Regions from separate parts of the Homo sapiens genome. Here region 1 is linked to region 2. Evidence: read pairs that join two places in POLR2A ChIA-PET (ENCODE). Cell type or tissue: A673. All regions are shown on one strand.

Evidence for each region. ChIA-PET counts read pairs that join two places held together with the same protein. Peaks named below come from ENCODE experiments on the same cell type or tissue, not always from the same donor. Only the 100,000 strongest peaks of a DNase experiment are listed, where the experiment ranks them.
Region 1: POLR2A ChIA-PET joins it to region 2 with 6 read pairs; 6 of 35 experiments call an interaction of 5 or more read pairs at or near these places.

Annotation. Positions count from the first base shown.
Region 1 is chr16:71,795,034-71,799,033 of GRCh38, reverse strand. All of the region lies in intron 1 of AP1G1 (adaptor related protein complex 1 subunit gamma 1), which reads left to right. Among named protein-coding and RNA genes, the nearest start is that of AP1G1, 12 kb to the left of the region's middle. In A673, no CTCF peak of the experiment used is centred here; a DNase peak (open chromatin) is centred at 2,283; H3K27ac peaks cover 1,927 bases.
Region 2 is chr16:71,940,599-71,944,598 of GRCh38, reverse strand. It overlaps PKD1L3 (polycystin 1 like 3, transient receptor potential channel interacting), which reads left to right. Exons shown (of 30, transcript NM_181536.2): 23 at 429-569; 24 at 1,575-2,039. Among named protein-coding and RNA genes, the nearest start is that of IST1, 47 kb to the right of the region's middle. In A673, no CTCF peak of the experiment used is centred here; no DNase peak of the experiment used is centred here.

The sequences.
Region 1 (4,000 bases), 150 kb after region 2:
ACCGAGAATTGTCTGCTCATGTCCTTGCTTCATTTTTCTTTCTCTTTTTTTTTCCTCCTGTAGGAGCGCTTATGGAATGTTAATTCTTTGTTATATGGCACGTGTATTTTTCTTGTCTTTCATTTATCCTTTTTTTTTTTCCTGGGAGACAGAGTCTCACCCTTGTCGCCCAGGCTAGAGTGCAGTGGTGTGATCTCGGCTCACTGCAGCCTCTGCCTCCTGGGTTCAAGCAATTCTCCTGCCTCAGCTTCCTGGGTAGCTGGGATTACAGGTGCCCGCCACCATGCCCGGCTAATTTTTGTACTTTTAGTAGAGACAGAGATTCGCCATGTTGGCCAGGCTGGTCTCAAACTCCTGACCTCAGGTGATCTGCCTGCCTCTGCCTTCCAAAGTGCTGGGATTACAGGCGTGAGCCACCGCACCACGCCCGGCCTCATTTATCTTTTAATCTTATTTATGTCACAGACATTTTCAGGTAATTATATATATCCCTCTTTTCCTCTTTGGTTTCTGAAACTGTCTTAGAATCCATTCCAGCTGGGTGCAGTGGCTCATGCCTGTAATCCCAGCACTTTGGGAGGCCGAGGCTGGCGGATCACGAGGTCAGGAGACTGAGATCATCCTAGCTAACAAGGTGAAACCTTGTCTCTACTAAAAATACAAAAAAATTAGCTGAGCGTGGTGGCACGCGCCTATAGTCCTGGCTACTCGGTAGGGTAAGGCAGGAGAATTGCTTGAATCTGGGAGGCAGTGTAGAGACACAGTCTCACTGTATTGCCCAGGCTGGTTTCTAACTCATGGCCTCAAGTGATCCTCCCACCTTGGCCTCTAAAGTGTTGGGATTACTGGCGTGAGCCACCGCACCCAGCCTTAACAGTTTTTGATGATAATTTTTCCTTGCTGTAGTGTGTGTCTGTTTGTTCAAGTTTATTTTAGGTCTTTCAACAAATATTTTATAGATTTCGTAGTTTTTTTCGTATAGTTCCTATACCTTTCTTACTAAATTTATTCCTACGTATTTTATTTTGACACTATTGTCAATGGGACTGTTTACCCTCCATTTCTAACTAGTTAATATCAGATACATTAATTAAAAGTAAATATTATACCATCTTTAATTTTCTTTGGACAACTCCCCCACTCTCCTTGTATATCCAGAATTAATAGAACTTGGATTCATGAAGAATATGCTAGGGAAAATTTGTCATCTTAGTATTAAGTAACTTTTTTTTTTTGAGACTGCGTCTTGCTCTGTCGCCCAGGCTGGAGTGCAGTGGCACGATCTCAGGTCACTGCAATCCCCGCCTCCTGGGTTCAAGCGATTCTCCTGCCTCAGCCTCCTGAGTAGCTGGGGTCACAGGCGTGCACCACTGCGCCCGGCTAATTTTTGTATTTTTAGTAGAGATGGGGTTTCACTATGTTGGTCAGGCTGGTCTTGAACTCCTGACCTCATGATCTGCCTACCTCAGCCTCCCAAAGTGCTGGGATTACAGGGGTGAGCCACCGTCTCCGGCTATATTAAGTAACTTTCTAATGTTTCTGCTTGTCATCCTAGGGAAGAGTACACTTAGATAAGTTTTTCTGGAATGAATGACACCTTACTAGGTTTGAAAGTTTACAGTTGCTTTATTTATACGTTTTTGTTAATTTGTTTGCTTTTTTTCAAAGCAAGTTTTATTCCAAGTTTTACATGCTCATTACTTGAAAGATAGCAGACTATATATAGAAGTTAAAAAGGCATCCATATTTACATCAGATAACCTCCTTCAACATTAATTATACCCTTTGGGTCATGTCTTTAAGCCAAATTTTCGTTTTGAGAATTTGATGATACTTCTTGAATTGAGAGTACTTTAGTATGGTTTTGCTAATAAGATTATGGTTGGGAGAATGAAATTTTTTTTTATTTCATTAGTGTCAGATTAGATGTTTGTCTTGTTTAGCGATCATTGTTTACTTGGCCTTTATTGCTTTTCATGCTTATATACATATACATACATATATATATATATATATAATTTTTTTTTTAAGAGTCAGGGTCTTGCTGTGTTGCCTAGGCTGGTCTTGAACTCCTGGAATCAAGCATTCTGCCCTCCTCGGCCTCCCAGAGTGCTGGGATTACAGGCCTGAGCCACTGTGCCCAGTCTGCTTTTTATGCATCTCAGTGCTGTTGAATTGTTCAGTAGGCATGTTTGCATTTATAGACATCTGCTTTTTAGATCTCAGTTCTGGTGAATTTTGGTTATGGATAATTAAGCATAAAATAAGATTCCTGTAATTACTGTGACAATTTAGGGAGAATTGAACTTAAGTCCTCTTAGAGGGATGCCAGCTGGCTGCCTAGACAGGGTGGGGTGGTATCTCAATGTGATCCTACATTCCACAGCCTATTCTTTAGCCTTGAAGATCCAGAAATTCCATTTTAGTAGTTCATCTCCTAGGGGTGATTGAGACCAATCAAACACACTGATTTGTAAGTTATAATAATACTGTAGTATTGTAATTCACAAGGGGGGGATATGCTTTTCTCCTGAATTACTTGTGTCTGCATTCCACAGGACACTATTCCTTGTATGGAGGTACTTGGGAGTTGAGGCGCTTAAGGAAGTATTTAATAATCAGAAAGTTGCACTGTGAGCCTGAAACAGACCATATAAAGTTGGTCTTGAGTGTTTTGTCATTTTAAGCCATGGTGAAACCTGATCAAAGAATTATGCTTGTCTTACAATGCTGTTTGCCTCTCTAAAGACCAGAATACTTATCCCCAGATTTATTTCATTGTATTATTATTATTTTTGAGACGGTCTTACTTCACAACCCAGGCTGGAGTGCAGTGATTCGATCTCAGCTCACTGCAACCCAAGTCCCCTTGGCTCAAGTGATCCTCCCACATCAGCCTCCCGAATAGCTAGGACTACAGACGCATGCGCCACCACTCCCAACTAATTTTTGTATTTTTAGTAGAGACTGGGTGTCGCCATGTTGCTCAGGCTGGTCTTGAACTCCTGGACTTGAGCAGTCTACCTGCCTCGGCCTCCCAAAGTGCTGGGATTACAGGCGTGAGCCACCACGCCTGGCCTATCCCCAGATTTAATCTCTCCTATTCAAACAGTGAAGTTCTAACTCTGGTCTTTTCCGTTTATTCACTGTAGACCATTTCCCTTCTGTGAACACATTTCTTCATATAGGGGAAATAGGTATGCACCCCTCTACTCCCCTCAAAAGAAAGAAAACCACAAAAACACAGGCAGTGAGAAAACCAGCTAGGCTAGATCAGTGTAATGATAGCCAGAATAAGATGTATTGTAAAGTAAAAGTCTGATTGAAGCATAATACAATCAGTTGATTTGATTTAAGCTTTTCTAGTGTCACATTCTAGTCATAGTATTTTGCAGGTTGTAAATGGCGTTAAAGCAACTCAGATATACATATGAAATAAAAATCTGAAATAGGGGTTCTGTATGGCCCATAATATAAAAATATAGGCCATCTGGAGAATGCAAGAGGGAAAGCATGGTAACTTCTTTGGAGGGTTTTGCCTGATGTTAACTTACATCCCTTGAACATTCTCAGCTAGACTGACATTCTGTGACTGACACAGTAGTCAATGGTGAAGTTAATTGAAGTCTTGCTTATTTGCTTGGGTCTTTTCTCATTGTTTAGCCAGAAAGACTTCTTCAAGTACAATCTTTGTTGGATAGAAAAATAGGTGATTTTAATGTTGAAAAGTTAAGTTTTAGAATTTTGTTTTTAGATTTAGAGCTCAAATAACTTGAGGTCTGTTAGGGGAAGACTGACCACATAGTTGCAGAAGCTCCAGCTTTTTGGTTGTGTCCTTGATAGTTGGCTGTCAGTAGCTGAAAGTGCACAGTGGGCAGTGTGAGTTCTAAAGCAGGGAGAACGTTATCTGGGCAGGGTAGAAGAGAGAACTGGGTTGAGTTCTGACACCCTTTTTCCATAGCTGTTGGTGAGCAGCTGGTACACCTTTATTTTGTGTGCT
Region 2 (4,000 bases):
CAGTCCTCTCACCTCAGTCTCCCTAGTAGCCGGGACCACAGGCATGAGCCACTATGCCTGGCTAATTTTTTATTTTTTTGTAGAGACAACGTCTCACTATGTTGACCAGGCTGGTCAACTCCTGGCCTCAAGTGATCCTGCTGCCTTGGCCTCCCAAAGTGCTAGAATTGGAATTACAGGCATGAGCCGCTGTGTTCAGCCTAGTAACTCATTTTTACTGTATTGTACAAAAGTATCAGTCCCCAATTGATTGGAATTTTTTAAAAAACAGGTCCTTTATAATAGAGAGTTTAAGAAGCACTGCATAGGTAGTTTTATTCCTTGTTTAACATTTAAAAGGAGGTGCTCACAGTAGATGCTCAATGAATGGTGAGTGACTGCTTAATGAAATATAACATTTCTTTGGTCTATATTTGAATTTTTGACAGCAAAATGTTCTTCGTCAGTACCAGGTTCAAGAGATAAGAACAACCCCGTCTATGTAGCCCCAGCTATAAATAGTCCAACTAAGCACCCAGAAAGAACCTTGAAAAAGAAGAAACTCTTCAAGCTGACTGGAGATATTTTGGGTATGGAGAGGAAATGGCAACATACTGATAACACAGCACCTTTTCCAGAAGGGAAAGGAAGAGAGAGAATAAAATGGAAAATAAAGAAGGGTTAAAAAGCTGTCTTTTAAAATCTTCACCCTGTGAGATTTGGGATTCCAGTAAAGCAGGTGGGATGGTAACTGGACAGATCCCTGACCTTGGAGTCTAGAGGTTTTATTGTGTGCTTGAGTAAGTCACTTTCTCCACCTGCAAAATGTAATAACACTTGATCTATGGAGGGAAAATGAAAATGCTTTGGCAGATGGCTCTTCTGTAGGTGCCAGTTGACTGGCTTCAACACATCTAGTTCATTATTGGATTCCCTAGTCCAAATAAGACAAATTCTGCTTTTATCATGACTTCACTTCTTGTAAACACAATCACATGAGAGACAGAGTGCATGCTTAGTCCTTAGAGCTAAACACCATATTTCTTGTGCGGGATTTTATGTTTTTTTTTTTTTTTTTTTTTGAGACGGAGTCTCACTTTGTTGCCCAGGCTGGAGTGCAGTGGTGCAATGTCAGCTCACTGCATCCTGTGCCTCCTGGGTTCTAGCGATTCTCCTACCTCGGCCTCCTGGTTAGCTGGGATTACAGGCACAGACCACCACGCCCAGCTAATTTTTGTATTTCTAGTAGATGGGGGGGTTTTACTATGTTGGTCAGGCTGGTCTCGAACTCCTGACCTCAGGTGATCTGCCCGTCTCAGCTTCCCAAAGTGCTAGGATTACAGGTGTGAGCCACTGTGCCCAGCCACAGCCATTGTATCTTATTTTAAGTAAAATGTATCATTAGTGGCAGAATAATTCTGGGAAGGAAATGTGTATGTATGTATTTATAATTATTAGATTGAACCATATGAAACAGCCAGTTTTTGACTGGTTTTGACCTGCATAAGTCTATAGACTTAGGAAAAATGAAAAAGACATAGAGGATTTCTAAGTTAACCACTCAACTATGACATTTTTTTCCTCTTCTAAACAAGTACAAATCCTCTTCCTTACCCTGTTGATGACTGCAATCTACTCTGCAAAGAACTCCAATAGATTTTACCTCCACCAAGCTATCTGGAAGACATTTTCGCACCAGTTCTCGGAAATCAAACTTCTTCAGGATTTCTACCCCTGGGCCAATCATATCCTTCTTCCTAGCCTGTATGGGGATTACAGAGGTAAGAATGCAGTCCTGGAGCCCAGTCATTGCAAATGTGGGGTACAATTAATTTTCCAAATACCCCGTACCAAGACCTATGAGAAAGTGGACGAAGGTCAGCTGGCGTTTTGTGATAACGGCCATACCTGTGGGCGTCCCAAGAGCCTATTCCCTGGACTTCATCTAAGGAGGTTCAGTTACATCTGTTCACCCAGGCCCATGGTGCTGATTCCCACTGATGAGCTTCACGAAAGGCTGACAAGCAAGAATGAGAATGGATTCAGTTACATCATGAGAGGTAACTGGAGTGACCCCTGGAATTCAACCACACGTAGCAAAGAAGGCTGTTCAATAAGTGCAAAACCAGGAATGTGGTTTCATTGAAGGTAACTTCCTGGAAGAGTACAAGAGAGGTAAATTTGTTGGAGACTTACATCTCCAAAAGTGTTTTTATTCTCCCATCACATTAGATTCTAATTTATCTGTATATAATTTCTTTCTTGCAGGATTTTGGTTCGTTTGTTTGAGACGGAGTCTTGCTCTGTCGCCCAGGCTGGAGTGCAGTGGCACCATCTTGGCTCTCTGTACCCTCTGCCTCCTGGGTTCAAGCAGTTCTCCCTGCCTGAGCCTCCCAAGTAACTGGGATTACAGGTGCCCGCCACCATGCCTGGCTGATTTTTTTATTTTTACAATTTATGTATTTACATATTTTATGGGGTTTCGCCATGTTTGCCAGGCTGGTCTTGAACTCCTGACCTCAAGTGAACTGACCACCTTGGCCTCCGAAAGTGCTGGGATTACAGGTATGAGCCACCGTGCCCAGCCAGAATTTTGAAAAGTGTAGCTCCATTGCTTTCTAGCTTTTCATGTTAGTGTTAAAAAGTATTATGCTGGCATGCTGATTCCCAGTCCCCAACCCCAAAAGTTTTTAGGTTTTTTTCTTTGTCCTCTGAGTTATGAAAGAATGTCATAGAGGTCGGGCACGGTGGCTCATGCCTGTAATCCCAGCACTTTGGGAGGCCGAGGCAGGTGGATCACAAGGTCTAGGAGTTCGAGACCAGCCTGGCCAATATGGTGACACCCCGTCTCTACTAAAAATACAAAAATTACCCAGGCATGGTGGCTCGCGCCTGCAGTCCCAACTATTCGGGAGGCTGAAGCAGAAGAATCGCTTGAACCCAGGAGGTGGAGGTTGCAGTGAGCTGAGACGGTGCCACTGCTCTCCAGCCTGGGTGACAGAGCGAGACTCCATCTCAAAAAAAAAAAAAAAAAAAAAGAATGTCATAGAATGTTCTATCATCTGGAAACGTGACCTTAAGTTCTGAGGAATTTTCTTGCATTTTTTTGGTTAATTTCTTCTCCATTTTTTCTGTTCACTTTTTCTGATTTTCTAGCATTTTGACATTGTAACTCCTGGAGTTCTGATTTTCTTATATTTTTGCTTCTGTTTTCCATCTTTTTCATCTAATATCTGCAGTATTTAATTTTTATCTTCTAAACTATTTTTTCTTTCTATAATATTTAATTTCCAAATTGTTTTTTTCATAGTCTCTTATTGTTCTTTTACGGATGCAATATCCTCTTAACTCTGAGGATATTATGGTGGTTTTTTTCCTTCTGATCCTTTACTGTCTCTAGTTTTTTGATTTGTTGTTTGTTTTGATCTACAGTTTTCAGCATTAGAGGTTCAAGTGCCTGGCTGTCCTTTTAAAGAAAGGCAGGCTGGGTGCGGTGTCTCAAGCCTATAATCCCAGCACTTTGGGAGGCCAAGGCAGGAAGATCACTTGAGCCCAGGAGTTCGAGACCAGCCTGGGCAACATGGTGTGAAACCTCGTCTCTACCAAAAATACAAAAATTAGCCTGGCATGGTGGTGTGCACATGTTGTCTCAGCTACTTGGGAGGCTGAGGTGGCAGAATGGTTTGATCCTGGGAATCAAAGGTTGTAGTGAGCTGAGATCATACCAGTGCACTCCAGCCTGGGTGAGAGCCAGACCCTGTATCAAGAAAAAAAAAAGGCAATAAAAAGCAAATAAATGCTAATTATAAGCTCTGTGCCTGGCTGGGCATGGTAGCTCACACCTGTAATCCCAGCACTTTGGGAGGCCGAGGCAGGCAGATGACCTGAAGTCAGGAGTTTGAGACTAGCCTGGCTAACTTGGCAAAACCCCATATCTACTAAAAATACAAAAATTAGCCAGGCATGGTGGCACATGCCTGTAATCCCAGCTACTCAGGAGGCTGAGACAGGAGAATTGCTT